Regions from separate parts of the Homo sapiens genome. Here all the other regions are linked to region 1. A link is a contact called in ENCODE Hi-C or POLR2A ChIA-PET data. All regions are on one chromosome and are shown on one strand. The core of a region is the stretch at or near the end of the contact, and the rest is flanking DNA. Distances in the headings are between cores, read along the strand shown. Region 1 holds the start of RANGAP1 (Ran GTPase activating protein 1). Region 2 holds the start of CCDC134 (coiled-coil domain containing 134). Region 3 has its middle 49 kb from the start of MIR4766.

Region 1 (5,018 bases), core at 1,335-3,834:
TGGGCCATGCACACATCTGGGGGAACATGATTCCTGCAAAGGGAATAGCAAATGCAATGGCTCTTGTAGGGGCAGAGGGTTGGAGAAACTGCAACAGGGCCAGTGGGGCTGAAGCACAGAGAGAGAGGAAAAAAACAAGGTAAGAGAAGAGACAGTTAACAAGGGGCCCAAGTCATAAAGCCCATTTGAAGAACAGTGGCTTTCGCTATAAGTGACAAGGAAAACCACTGAAGTTTTTAGCAGAAAGCAGATGTCATCTGACGTACATTTTGACAGGATCACTCTACTTGCCACATAGAGCCTGGCATTTAGAAGGTGCTCAAGAAACGACCAGTTGAAATTGCATAAAAATTAACCAGGCCAGGGCCGGGCGCAAAGGCTCACACCTATAATCCTAGTACTTTGGGAGGCTGAGGTGGGCGGATCACGAGGTCAGGAGATCGAGACCATCCTGGCTAACACGGTGAAACCCGTCTCCACTAAAAATACAAAAAATTAGCCGGGCCTGGTGGCGGGGGCCTGTAGTCCCAGCTACTCGGGAGGCTGAGGCAAGAGAATGGCATGAACCCGGTAGGTGGAGCTTGCAGTGAGCTGAGATTGCGCCACTGCACTCCAGCCTGGGCAACAGAGCGAGACTCACCTCAAAAAAATAAAATAAAATAAAATAAAATAAAAATTAACCAGGCCGGGTGCGGTAGCTCACGCCTATAATCTCAGCACTTTGGGAGGCTGAGGTGGGTGGATTACCTGAGGTCGGGAGTTCGAGACCACCCTGGCCAACATGGAGAAACCCTGTCTCTACCAAAAATACAAAATTAACCGGGCGTGGTGGCACATGCCTGTAATCCCAGCTACTCAGGAGGCTGAGGCAGGAGAATCGCTTGAATCTGGGAGGCAGATGTTGGGGTGAGCTGAGATCGTGGCATTGCACTCCAACGTGGGCAACAAGAGTGAAACTCCGTCTCAAAAAAAAAAAAAATTAACCAGAGTCGGGTGTAATGGTTCACTCCTGCAATCCCAGCATTTCCGGAGGCTGAGGTGGGCGGATCGATTGAGCACAGGAGTTAGAAACCAGCCTGGGCAGTATGCCGAAACCCTGTCTCCACTAAAAATACAAAAACTAGCTGGGTGTGGTGGCAGGTGCCTGCAGTCCCAGCTACCTGGGATGTAAGGTGGGAGGATCACTTGAGCCCCGTAGGTGGAGGCTACAGTGAGCTGAGATCTTGCTGCTGTACTTCTGGAGACCCTGTTTCAAAAAATAAATTAACCAGAAACCAGCCCAGTGCAATAACTCACACCTGTAATTCCAACATTTTGGGAGGCTAGGCGGGAAGATCACTTTAGACCAGGGTTCGAGACAAGCCTGGGCAACAGAATGAGACCCTGTCTCCACAGAAAAATTTAAAAATTAGCCAGGTGTGATGGCATCTGTAGTCCCCATGACTTGGGAGGTTGAGGTGGGAGGATCGCTTGAGCCCAGGAAGCCGACGCTGCAGTTCAGCGGTGATCGTTCCACTACACTCCAGCCTGGGTGACAGAAGGAGACCGTCTCTAAAAAGATAAAAAAATTTAAAGAAAAACCAACAAAAAAATTAACCTGAAACCCCAGCATCTCTTGCAGTTCTGAGATGGGACAATTTGAGGGTAAAAGGTGGTGGTGAAGCCTCCAGATAGAATAGGGACAGAACTTCTCAGCTGAACGGGGGCCCATTCCTCAGTCCAAGAGAGAGCGAGACAGAGATGCACCCCTCCACACTCACTTTATAAACCAAGAAACTGGAGCACAGAAACGTAAATTGATTTGTCCAAGGTCAGCAAAGGATCAGCGCCAGAGCAAAAGCAAAGGGCTAATAGAGAAACATCCTCTCCCCGCTCCGCAGCAACGTCAGAGACTTTCTGAGGTGAGATGCATGCTCCTGCAAAGCGTCAGCAGTGACTCACATCGATTCCAGGGACAGCGGCGCCAGCCCGGGGCCCCCGCGGGCGTGGGCCTGCTGGGAGGTGGCTCTGCGGGAGCGACGCGCGAATACAGGCCGCAAATGATAGGCGGGCGGCGCAGGAGCCCCATCTGGAATCCCCGGCGGACTCGCACCGCCTCCGGTTGACAACAATGCTAATATGAGACGCCACTGCTAGCAGCTGCAGGCTGAGCTGCTCTGGCGAGTCAGACGCCCTTTAAGCCTCAGTTTCCCCATTTGTGAAAGGAGCCAGCGCCGCTCAACAACCCCACTCCCACCGCCACCCCTGGGGCGCTCGGCCGTCGAAGGCTAAGTGAAGAAGGCCGAGGGGGCAGGCAGAAGGCGCACACGGGCGCCACGCCCTCCTCGCCCCGCACCCCTGTTCCAGGCAGGTGACGGGGAAAGGAAAGGGACCCTGACTCTACCGTAAACAGGCGGCGCCGCCGCGTGGGGGGAATCGAGCGCGCGCCTCCGCCCTCTGGGGCGGGGACGGATTTAGGGTCCGGGTCAGGCCGGGGTCGCCACCTCCGGATCCAGCGGTCCAGATGTCCAGCCGGCTAGTCTGTTAGCTCTCTCGAGCTCCCGGCCTCACGCGCTTCCAGCACCACCTGCTCTCCGCACCGCGGCGGATGATGGCGGAGGAGGAGGATTTTGAAAGCCGGCAGTTTCTTTGCTTCGATTTGATTTGTTCGAGGCCCCGGCCGGCTTGCCCTCGCCCCGCTCGCGCGGCCTCTCGGGTAGAGTAGTCCGGTTCCCCATCTGGGAGCGCGATGGGGCGCGCACCGCGAACTACCCGTCCCATGGCGCACCGCGCGCAGAGCGTCCTCCACCGCCCTCCTCTTCGCCCTCCCCTGGTGGCTTCTGGCTCTTTCTCGCAGAGACCGCAGGGAGGTGTTCAGCCGGGAGCGCCCAGAGACTACAATTCCCAGAATGCGTTGCACCCAGGTCCCTCAGCTCTTCCGGAAAGGTTTTGTTCGCGTAACTTTGTTGATAACAGGTACTGCTGGCTGCTGGGTCTCTTGGGCAAGACACAGGTATCCATTTCCCGAAAGAAAAGACTCTTTTCCGTCCCATGAAACTGAAAGGGCATTCGAAGGCTTCCACATAAATATGCACAAATTACCTGATAATTAAAAAGGGGAAATAGTAACTATCGTAGAGAAGCTCCGCAGACACCACTTGAACGGCCACGTTAACATCAACAGCAGGACAAGCTGACATTCATCGCACGCTTTCTGTGTGATGCACTGAGAAAAACACGGCGTCACCGTCCGGTCTATAATGCATGACCTTAGTCTAATCATGAGAAACCCAAGCTGAGGGACATGGTACAGAATAACTGATCTGTACCCTTCCGGAAATGTCTGTATTATGTAAGACAAAGAAAAACTGAGGAACTGTTGCCGATTACAGGAAACGAAAAAGACAACTGAATGCAAGACATGGTCCTGGATCGGATCCTGGGTGGGGATTGCTATAAAGGACAATACTGAAACAGCAAAACTTGACTATATTAGATAATAGTATTGTATCAATGTTAAATTTATTAATTTTGATTATGGTACAGGGTTATGTAAGAGACTGCCCTTGTTCTTGGAAAAAAATGCTGAAATAATTAGGGACAAAAAGGACATGATGTCTGCAACCTTTATGGTTAAAAGAAATATACCTATACATATACATAGAGAAAGCAGAGACACAAATGTGGCAAAATGTTAATCAGTTAATCTGGTTGAAGAATATGGGAGTTCTTTGAACATTTTTGCAACTTTTCTGTAGGTGTGAATTTAAGCATAAAAACACAAACAGCGTTTTTTTTTTGTTTTTTTTTTTTGAGATGGAGTTTCACTCTTGTTGCCCATCTTGGCCTCCCAAAGTGTTGGGATTATAGGCGAGAGAGTGTGAGACCAGCCTGGGCAACATGGTCAAACCCTGTCTCGACAAAAAATACAAAAATTAGTTGGACGTGATGGTGCAAGCCTGTAGTCTCAGCTAAGGGCCTGAGGCAGGAGGATCTGGAGCCTGGGAGCTTGAGGCTGCAGTGAGCCGTGATTGCACCACTGCATTTCAGCCCTGGCGACAGAGCAAGACCTTGTCTCAAAAACTGAAAAAAGAAAAAAAAAAAAAGTTAAACAGATCATGCAGGCTGGGCGCAGTGGCTCACACCTGTAATCCCAGCACTTTGGGAGGCCGAGGCGGGCGGATCACCTGAGGTCAGGAGTTTGAGACCAGCCTGACCAAAATGGAGAAACCCCGTCTCTACTAAAAATATAAAATTAGCTGGGCATGGTGACGCATGCCTGGAATCCCAGCTACTCGGGAGGCTGAGGCAGAAGAATCGCTTGAACCCGGGAGGCGGAGGTTGCAGTGAGCCGAGACGCACCATTGCACTCCAGCCTGGGCAACAAGAGCGAAACTCCGTCTCTAAATAAATAAATAAATTAATTAATTAATTAACAGATCATGCCATATCCTTTTACACACAGCTCATTTAATCTTCACCACCACAAGGGAAGTGGGCATCATTACCACCCTTCCCAGCACAGAGATGAGAAAACTGAAGCTCTAGACAGAGTGTAACTCTCCCAGTTCTCAAAGTTCCTGAGATGTGGATCCTCTTTCCACCTTCCCTCTCCTTTTTACCTACAAGGCCCATGTCAAATGCTACTTCATGAGTCTCTCCCTCCTGCAGGTGCCCACAGCAAGATGCAAAGCCCCACAGCAGTTGGCCTGGGACTCTGGGGCTCTTTGACAGAGTTAACACTGTTCTTGGCAGTTTCCTCCTCAGCCTGGGAGGGTCTCCAGAGCAGACGCTGTATCCATCTGGGCAGTATCTTCTCTGGGCCTGGCCTGTCATAGGTGCTTCAGGTTTCCCCATTTGAACCAGATACCAGTCGGGTTACCGGATGTTTGCTTAAAATGAGTCATAGGCTTCCTGCTATTCCTGTGCTGCTTCCAGCTAGGACTGATCGAATCAGTCTGGATTTTCCTTGGGGTGATCCGCAGGCTCCCTTTTCCAATTTTACTTCTTGAGACTTTCCTTGGCCCTCACACAGAGAC
Region 2 (4,647 bases), core at 1,617-4,116, 510 kb after region 1:
CTAGGGTTGTAGCAAGGACTTAAATGAGTTAATATATGTAAAGCACCAAAAACAGCTCCTGGCTTGGTGTGAATGTTATATTGGTGTCTGTTATTATTCCTACTCCCTTTCCAAATAACGAAACTGAGGCCAGAGACATTCAGTCGTGCCCAGAATCACAGAGCTAGTGATACAATCAGGATTTGACCTCAGATTTGCCTGTCTCCAAAGCTACATCACCGAACTCAGAAAGGAGCTAGTCCTTCCCCCATGAGCTTTGGAGACAGTTGTCCAAGCGCAGTTGGTTCAAGTGATCCTCAGCCCAACACACACACACACACACACACACACACACACACACACACACACACACACACACATAGTGTGTGTCTCTGTGACTGCCATGTTCTTAAGAAAGCTTGGATGGCCAGGTGCACACACACACACACACACACAATGTGTGTGTGTCTGTGTGACTTCCATGTTCTTAAGAAAGCTTGGATGGCCGGGTGCAGTGGCTCACGCCTGTAATCCCAGCACTTTGGGAGGCCAAGGTGGGCAGATCACCTGAGCTCAGGAGTTTGAGACCAGCCTGGCCAACATGGTGAAACCCCATCTCTACTAAAAAATACAAAAATTAGCTGGGCGTGGTAGCATGAGCCTGTAATCCCAGCTACCCAGGAGGCTGAGGCAGGAGAATCACTGGAACCTGGGAGGCAGAGGCTGCAGTGAGCCAAGATCGCGCCACTGTACTCCAGCCTGGGCAACAGACCAAGACTCCGTCTCAAAAAAAAAGAAAGCTTGGGGGCCGGGCGCAGTGGCTCACACTGTAATCCCAGCCAAGGTGAGTGGATCACTTGAGGTCAGGAGTTCTGAGACGAGCCTGGCCTACATGGTAAAACCCCATCTCTACTAAAAATACAAAAATTAGCCGGGCATGGTGGTGCATGCCTGTAATCCAAGCTACTTGGGAGGATGAGGCAGGACAATCACTTGAACCTGGGAGGTGGAGATTGCAGTGACCAGAGAGCCGAGATTGTGCCACTGCACACTCCAGCCTGGGTGGCAGAGTGAGACTATGTCTCAAAAAAAAAAAAAAAAAGCAAGCTTGGGGCTGTGGCAGTGGTCAGAGACCCTCTGGTAGGTGGCTGGTTGCACCCAGAGACACTGCAGTCCAGAGATACTGCAGTCCAGAGGTGTGTGTGAGGGTAGTTTGCTTCCTCTGCACCCCTCTGGCTGCCTCCCTGGCTCTCTTCCTTGCCCCTTCCGTGCAATAGTTCCCTGTTGAATAGCAACTACCTAGCCCAGGTGTTCAGGACCCAATTTCAGAATCCATCCCACTATTCTCAGGAGCACTTCTGTTCTTGCCTGACCATTCTTGACTGTTTTGGGCTCTGGAAGTGTGATGCCCCCATGGTTGGCCCCACTTCTCTGCTGTTTTCCTCTCATGTTTTGCTGCCAGCTGCCTGGGAGGGGTGGCTGTATCCCTGTCCCACATCAGAAACTGATCCTCAGGACTTGAAGGCCCAGAAGTGGAGAGAGAATGAGACCTGGAGACAAAGGGCATAATTGTTGGGGAAATGGATGACAGCTGAAGCTATTCATATGGAGCCATATACTCTATTGTTGAAATAGAATAAGGAAATAAAATGATACACTCACATACCTGCGCGAGCTCTCCAAAAACACTGTACTACCTTGTCTACCAGGAGCTGGTTTCTCAGCCAGTTGGATAAGGGATTGTTTCAGCAAGGAGACTGATGGCCTCCTCAGGGAAGGAGGGACGGGACAGGATTTGTTCTTGTAACAGCATTCAAGGAGTCAGCTGGGTGCCTCAGCTGTACTCAGAGAACACCAGTCAGGCCATCCTGGGGCTGGCAGGGCAGAGAAAGGCCTAGGGGTTGGGGCTGCTGCGATTCAACAGCTCCCAGAGGCACTTGACCTGCTCCCTCGCCTCACGTGGAGGTGGATAGAGGTAAACTTTCCAGGCAAGGAGGGTCAAATTCTCAGCTTTCCTATCAGAACGAAACTGTCCCAGCCTCAGCCCTTGTCTGGCTAAAGTAGGTCACCTCTGTCCCTTCCCGTACAGCCGTCATCAGAACTGGTGTTTATGCACCCTCGTGGGTAGATCCTGGGAATGCATGTCCAGCTTGGTCCCCGGCATGAGGTCTGCGCTCGACAGTGCCTGCCCTGCGCCTGTTCTGGGGAGCTCAGCCCAGACCGGGCCTCCAGCTCCCTTCCCGCCCGGCAGGGGCCCCGGGCCCGGAGATGGCCACGCCACGCTGCCTTCTCGGGTCTGACTGTCCTGATCCTGCGCAAAAGTGGGGCTGCACTCGGCCTAACGAACGGACGAGGAAGCCCCCGCCGCACTTGGCTTATTAGTTGGTGGACCGGAGGGGCAAGGAGGGGATGCCCGAATCCTGCACTGAGTCTCTGAGGTCCTTAAAGAAGAACAAAAGTGCTAGTCACCGCCCACTAAACTCACGTTGCGATCTAAAGTTTAAAAACTCGGCCACAGACGACGACACAGTTTCAGGGAGGGCGCGCAGAAGGTCGCCCGGCCGACAGGAGCTGGGACCCCAGTTTGCTGATTCACGCCTTAAATTGGGCACAGACCCCACCCACAGATTTAACTTCCTCCAACACAAGCTAAATCCAGGGCCACGTACCCAGGGCCCGCAGGAGGGACAGGACGAGGATGGTGCCCACAGCGCGCTGGAGGCACGCCAGAGCCTGGAGGGGCAGGCAGGGGCGGTGGAGCGGGGCCGGAAGTGAGGCTAGCGGAGCCCCGCAGTGGCGGCTCGCGCTCATTGGCCGGGAGCAGCGCGGTGGGCGGGACGGAGCTCGGCGGTCTGCGCTCGGTTGCTAGCCGTTTGCTCCCGCTTTCAGTTGCTTTGCTGTTAGCCTGTTGGACCTTCGAGCCTAGCTGCTCGCACAGGACTCGGCCACCTGCCCTTCCTGCACCGACTGGCCAGGTAGGTGGCTGTAGGGGCCGCGGGCTGCAGGTTCCCGGGAAGGATAATGAGAGAACCGAGGGCCTCGAACCGGCTGCAGGTGGTGGGGAGGGAGTTTCGTGGACCTGGACGCCTCTGTTCCTTGAGAAGGCTCGCTCCCTCCTCCGGGAGCTCCGAAGGCTCGGGGTCAACCACCTGGGCCCCCGACCCCGGTAGCTGGCTCAAGGCCCGCCACTACCTGGTACCTCTGCAGGAGTTCAGAGCCTCATGCTGAGCCAGGAGGAGCTCCGGGTGACGCATACGGCAGGATCGGGATTGAGAGGCTGAAAAAGTGAGTTTAACAGTAGAGAAAGCAGGACCTGTCCCGCAGGCTGCTGTTCTGGCTTTTCTTTCCCACTACCTGCTTCAGTCATTGCCAGCTGTCTGGTATTCTCCTTGGCCCCTAAAGTTTTGCCCTAGCCTGGTTCTGGTTCCCTTGAGTTTGGAGCAGGAGGTGGAATGTGGAGGGTCCTGGGTGAACTTGGACTATTCCTTCTCTAGGTTTCACTTATCTCGTCTGCTTGGGGGTAGGGGGTTCTCCGGATGATCTCTGCAGCCCCTCACTGTCTGTAACTGAGCATCTCTCCCCTGGGGCAGGTGTCCTGGTAGTTCAGTAGCCAGCTCTGATCTCAGGTAGCCTGTGCTCATTTACAAAGAGTCAGAAGACAGAGCACTGGACTTAGAGCCAAACAGACACTTGGTTCAGCCTGGGAATAGCTGTGTGACTTTGGGCAGTCACCTCATTTTTCTGTGCCTTGATTTCACATTGGTAACATTGGGGAGTTGTAATCTGAGTGTGAGACCTCTCCTGACCACTTTATGTAATCTTGTACCTGACCGACACCCTCTCATCCCTCTGTGCTTATTTTACAAGTTTATTGATCAACTCTTATCCCTACTAGAGACAAGTACCATGAGTGCAGAGATTTTTGCTTATTTATTGCTGTATTCCCGCCTCTAGAACAGTGCCTAGAGTGTGGTAGGTACTGTCAACCTAAATAGCAGAGTGAGAGACTCTAAAAAAATGATGTTTACTTGGGAATAGACATTGTAGTGACAATATGTGTGCCATAGTAACCTGTGTACGTATTTGGGGAGGTAAAGGAAGACAAAGGTTTTGAAAAGGAAAAATGAGGATTACATGATTATTTTGAGATAGTTATCCTTGGCTACAAGGATGAATAGCAAGAGTGGTGCTAGTCTGAGGTTGGACAGGCAGTTGCAGGGCAGATGTCCTCACAGAAAGATTTTTCTGTGTAAGTTTGCAGTGGCCTTTGTGCAGGGTTGTGGTTTTTGCATTTTTTGTGATCTTGTTATCAGTCATTTGTGCATAAGAACCCTCTTTTCACAACCTTCCTCGGTTTTATTTGTCAGAGTTGTTGTTCTTGTTTTTTCCCATTGGAGAATCATGCTTTAAATTTGTCAGAGTTTTTAACACAAACGACTCTGTTTTGATTCTAACAACTTTCATATTTCCCCCTTTTGGTCAAGATCTTTCTCCAAAAACTTTACTGATCAGTCATCCTGTAGTTAGGTCCCTCAGTGCTGGGACGGACCTATCTTGGGTTGTTGGTCTCTTGCCATGTTGGAGACTAGGAGTCTCCAGTTGGAGACTGGTGACTAGGAGTCAGTGTCAAAACCCTTGTAGTGGTTGGGAGCAGGGGCTCACGTCTGT
Region 3 (5,121 bases), core at 1,246-3,745, 520 kb before region 1:
AAAAATAGAGCTGGGCACAGTGGCTCATGCCTGTAATCCCAGCACTTTGGGAGGCTGAGGTGGGTGGATCACCTGAGGTCAGGAGTTTGAGACCAGCCTGGCCAACATGGTGAAACCTTGTCTCTACTAAAAATACAAAAATTAGCCAGGTGTGGTGGCGGGCACCTGTAATCCCAGCTACTTGGGAGGCTGAGGCAGGAGAATTGCTGGAACAAGGGAGGTGGAGGCTGCAGTGAGCTGAGATCGCGCCATTGCACTCCAGCCTGGGTGACAGAGCAAGACTCTGTCTCAGATAAAAAAAAAAATTAAAGATAGAATTACCATATGATCCAGCAAATTTACTTCTGGGTATGTATCCAAAAGAATTAAAAGCAAGGTTTCAAAGAGATATTTGTATACCCATGTGCACAGCAGCATTATTCACAATAGCTAAAATGTGGAAGCAACCCAAATGTCGATAGAGAAGCAAAATGTGATATATACATACAATGGAATATTATTCGACCTCAAAAAGGAAGGAAATTCTGACCTATGCTACAACATAGGTGAACCTCAAGAACATTATGCTGAGTGAAATAAGCCAGTCACAGTTAGACAATTACTGTGTGATTCCACTTAGATGAGGTACTTACGGTAGTCAAAATCATAGAGACAGAAACGAGAATGGTGGCTGCCAGAGGACAGGGGAAGGTGGGGAGTGGGGAATTAGTGTTTAATGGGTTTAGAGTTTCAGTTTTACAAGATGAAGCGTTCTAGGATGAATGGTGCTGTTGGTTGAACAATATTACAAATATATTAAATGCTTCTGAACTCTACACTTAAAAATGGTTAAGATGGGGCGGGGCGCGGTGGCTCACGCCCGTAATCCCATCACTTTGGGAGGCCGAGGTGGGCGGGTCACCTGAGGATGGGAGTTCAAGACCAGCCTGACCAACATGGAGAAACCTCGTCTCCACTAAAAATACAAAATTAGCCGGGTGTGGTGGCGCATGCTTGTAATCCCAGCTACTGGGGAGGCTGAGGTAGGAGAATCGCTTGAACCTAGGAGGCAGAGGTTGCGGTGAGCCGAGATCGTGCCATTGTACTCCAGCCTGGGCAACAAGAGTGAAACTCTGGCTCAAAAAAAAAAAAAAAAAAGATTAAGATGGTATGCCATGTGTATTTTACCACACACACACACATGAAAATTAGGAGGGGAAAAAAAAACCTCATCTAGTCTCTGTACTAGTTTCCAAGTAAACATCTCTGTATTAATCAAGATAAATCCAAGTCCAGACCTTGATAATAACAAGAATTCACAGTAAGCCTAAACTGTTCTTCCTGGTCAGTCTTCATAAAGGTAAAATGAAACAATTAATGCTATGTCTCATTATTATTATTATTTTTTTTTTTTTTTTGAGGCAGGGTCTCACTCTGTCGCCTAGCCCTATGTCTAATTTTTAAAGTACATTTAAAATTAGCCAGGCATGGTGGCTCATGTCTGTACTCCCAGCACTTTGGGAGGCCAAAGTGGGAGGATTGCTTCAGTCCAGGAGTTTGAGACCAGCCTGGGCAACATAGTAAGACCCTATCTCTACAAAAATAAATGAAATAAAATTAGATTTAATTTGTTTTTTTTTGAGACAGTCTCACTCTGTCACCCAGGCTGGAGTGCAGTGGCATGATCTCACTGCAGCCTCTGCCTCCTGGGTTCCAGTGATTCTCCTGCCTCAGCCTTCCGAGTAGCTGGGATTACAGGTGCCTGCCACCAAATCTGCCTAGTTTTTGTATTTTTAGTAGAAATGGGGTTTCTCCATGTTGGCCAGGCTGGTCTCAAACTCCTGGCCTAAAGTGATCCCCCAGCCTTGGCCTCCAAAATTGCTGGGATTACAGGCGTGAGCCACCATGCCGGTTTTTTTGTTTTTGTTTTCTTTTTTTTTGAGACAGGGTCTCGTTCTGTCGCCCAGGCTGGAGTGCGGTGGTGCGACCATGGCTCATTGCAACCTCTGCCTCCTGGGTTCAGATGTTCCTCCCACCTCAGCCTCGCAAGTAGCTGGGACTATAGGCGTGCACTACCATGGCTGGCTAATTTTTGTATTTTTTGTAGAGGCAGAGTTTTGCCATGTTGGCCAGGCTGGTCTCAAACTCCTGGGCTCACGTGATCCACCAGCCTTGGCATCCCAACGTGCTAGGGTTACAGGCATGAGCCATGACACCCGGCCTACATTTTAAATTCTTAGAGTACAAGCACCTTATCTTCTTTCCCAAGTCTACATGTAGACATAACTGCTAAGTAGAATGGGGGTCCTAATCACCCCTCCTCCCTTGTTGAAGGCCCTCTGTGACCTGATGCTGTTTCTTCTCCTCCGCTTCAATATTTGTTCAACCCAGAGGTCCAGGTTGGAAAGCTTCTGGATCTAATTCAAACCAATGCACAAATAATAAAGTATCATCCTCTTCCTACTTTGCATATGCTATTTATTTCCTGTCGAGGTCCTCCACCCACTGCTTGGTGTATTTCTAGTTCAAATGTCACCGCCTGGCCCCACAGTTCAATACAGAGTTAGGTCCCACTTCCTCATGCTCTCAAAGCAACTCCTGAACATTTACAGCACATTTCTCATCAGAACTCATCAGCGGTACAATTTTAAGTTGTTTTTGTCTGACTCCCACGCTGAACAATGACATACATGAGGGCAGAGACTATTATTCATCTGTATAATCCCAGCAATCTGCATAGTGTTTGGATATGGCAGATAATCAAAAATGATTTCTTAAATGAATATAACCTTATTCTTAGAATAGGAATTTGCAATTTAAGAAGGTCCTCCATATGACACCCACACAGGGAACCACCTGCTGGATTGGCCATCCAATTTGCCAATGGGTTCTATAGAAACCACAGCAAAACAAGAATGAGGTGCACGTGACACAATTACATCAATAGTGCCCTTAGGGTAGATCATTTTGGTGACTCCAATTAAAGAATAAATGAAGATAAATAAATAAATACATTTCTAATTAAAGAAATAAATGAAGGTTACTTTTTTTTTGCGGGGGATGGAGTCTTGCTGTCACCCATGCTGGAGTGCAGTGGCATGATCTCGGCTCACTGCAGCCTCTGCCTCCTTGGTTCAAGCTATCCTCCCGCCTCAGCCTCCCAAGTAGCTGGGATTACAGGCGCCTGCCACCACACCGCTAATTTTTCTATTTTTAGTAGAGACAGGGTTTCACCATGTTGGTTGGGCTGGTCTTGAACTCCTGACCTCAGGTGATCTACCCACCTTGGCCTTCCAAAGTGCTGGGATTACAGGCGTGAGCCACTGCACCCGGCCTAGATGGCTTACTTTTAAGGACATCTGAAGAATGTAGTATGGCAGGGTAAAAAGAGCCTCAACTAGGAATCCCTACCCCTATTCATGAGGTGTGTGACTATAGATAAATTACCCTTTAAGCTTCAACTACTTCACCTGTTAATGGGAATAAACCCCATACGCTGGAGTTGTTACAAGGATATCAAGATGTACATAGGCCGGGCGCGGTGGCTCAAGCCTGTAATCCCAGCACTTTGGGAGGCCGAGGCGGGCGAATCATGAAGTCAGGAGTTCGAGACCATGATGTTCGAGACCAGGAGTTCGAGACTGGCTAACATGGTGAAGCCCCATCTCTACTAAAAATAGAAATAAATTAGCCGGGCGTGGTGGTGGGCACCTGTAGTCCCAGCTACTCAGAAGGCTGAGGCAGGAGAATGGCTTGAACCCGGGAGGCGGAGCTTGCAGTGAGCCGAGATCGCACCACTGCACTCCAGCCTGTGTGACAGAGCGAGACTCTGTCTCAAAGAAAAAAACAAAAGATGTATGTAAATTAATTGTGACTAGCATTTAGTGGGCATTCAATTTCTTGTATAGAAGTTTCAGTACCCACTCTCATGCTCTGTAACTAGTTTCAAACAGAGTTCTCCTTCCTTTTCAATGTCATTACAGACTGAATCCATTTGCTGGGTCCCACAGTTCACTGTCCAGTATGTACTTGCCACACATTTTTTGAACATCTCTTTTGAGTGTTGTGGTAGGCACTGGTCTCTCCCTTTCCTTGACTCTCATACCAACTCCTAATTTCTTTTTCACTCTGTCTTTAAATAGTAGCTTTCCTTCTTCTCCACTTAGCCCCTAGAAAACTTTTTTTCTTGCTCATTAAGCCCACTGAATACACTTTTCAGGGGCAACAAGTATATCCCAGAAAGATCAGCACTAACCTTCAATTTATATAGTAATAAAAGCCCTCCCACTGCTCCTATGAAGGCAAAACAAAACAAAACAATCAGGGTCTCAATCAGCCACTTTTTTGTGGTGGGTGGGGGGTGCGGGGTATAGGTTCTTGCTCTGTCACCCAGGCTGGAGTGCTGTGGTGCGACCATGGTTCACTGCAACCTCCGCCTCCTGGGCTCAAGCGATCCTCTTACCTCAGCCTCCCAAGAAGCTAGGACAACAGGCATGAGCCGTGGTGCCCAGCTGATTTTTTTTTTTTTTTAAGTAATTGAGACGGGGTCTTACTATGTTGCCCAGGCTGGTCTCGAAGTCCTGGACTCAAGTGATCCTCCTGCCTTCGCCTCCCAAAGTGTTGGGATTACAGGCGTGAGCCCTGGTGCCTGGCCTCAATCAGCCACTTTTAGTGCTATTCTCATGAATATCCTACAAATGAGGCTTTGTGTATGTTGGGTATTCTGGTGACATTCCACACTGCCAGGCAAGTAATTAATTCACTTGCCCAGAGAAGGGCTCTCCTTAGGTGTGTGGCATTTGGCTCCTCAAGTCACCATTCTTTAGCTTTTCAAAAGAGCCAAGGTGAGTCACTAGCTCAATCAGTGATGTTGCCATTAAACCAGTTCATGTTTTACTGATTAACTGATAAGTGTTTGGGAAACTTGACTACTAAATAAAATATAAAATTACTGGATTTGGCTCCTTTTTTGAGAAGATACAACAAAGGAAGGCTCCCAAAAAAGAAACGTTCACAATTAAAACAAACGGGAAGATTGAGAGGTCATCATTTCTACTTGACAGATGAAGACCTGGAAGCTCAAAAAGGTCAAGTGATCTGTCTGTAGCCACAAATGCTAATAAAGTGACAGAATGAAAACTG

Evidence for each region. Hi-C counts contacts between places; a loop is a spot of excess contacts on that map. ChIA-PET counts read pairs that join two places held with the same protein, here RNA polymerase II (POLR2A). Pooled maps may share reads with other maps.
Region 2: a loop to region 1 is called in a pooled map, with 9 times the contacts of the local background. The contact joins the promoter of CCDC134 here to the promoter of RANGAP1 in region 1. A Hi-C loop is called at or near these places in 1 of 37 single-sample maps with no recorded cell type and 5 of 50 pooled maps. POLR2A ChIA-PET finds 5 or more read pairs at or near these places in 1 of 52 experiments (CD4-positive, alpha-beta T cell).
Region 3: a pooled map shows a loop between it and region 1 (3-fold over the local background). The contact joins the enhancer-like site here to the promoter of RANGAP1 in region 1. A Hi-C loop is called at or near these places in 1 of 50 pooled maps. POLR2A ChIA-PET finds 5 or more read pairs at or near these places in 3 of 52 experiments (B cell, Panc1 and WTC11).

What each region holds. Positions count from the first base shown.
Region 1 is chr22:41,283,603-41,288,620 of GRCh38, forward strand. It overlaps RANGAP1 (Ran GTPase activating protein 1), which reads right to left and starts at 2,585. Exons shown (of 16, transcript NM_002883.4): 1 at 2,384-2,585. RefSeq lists enhancers at 2,288-2,357, 2,788-3,007, 3,038-3,107, 3,428-3,477.
Region 2 is chr22:41,797,813-41,802,459 of GRCh38, forward strand. CCDC134 (coiled-coil domain containing 134) reads left to right here and starts at 2,867. Exons shown (of 7, transcript NM_024821.5): 1 at 2,867-2,954. MEI1 (meiotic double-stranded break formation protein 1) reads left to right here. Exons shown (of 31, transcript NM_152513.4): 31 at 1,442-1,642. The coding sequence ends at 1,487. RefSeq lists enhancers at 1,688-2,674, 2,450-2,529, 2,600-2,679 and silencers at 2,150-2,239, 2,830-2,889.
Region 3 is chr22:40,762,381-40,767,501 of GRCh38, forward strand. No RefSeq gene overlaps it. Among named protein-coding and RNA genes, the nearest start is that of MIR4766, 49 kb to the right of the region's middle. RefSeq lists a silencer at 2,618-2,717. Within about 2 kb of position 2,496, at least 2 of the 41 ENCODE cell types and tissues checked have a DNase peak (open chromatin) inside an H3K27ac peak, as active enhancers do; they include B cell, where a contact is called at or near this core.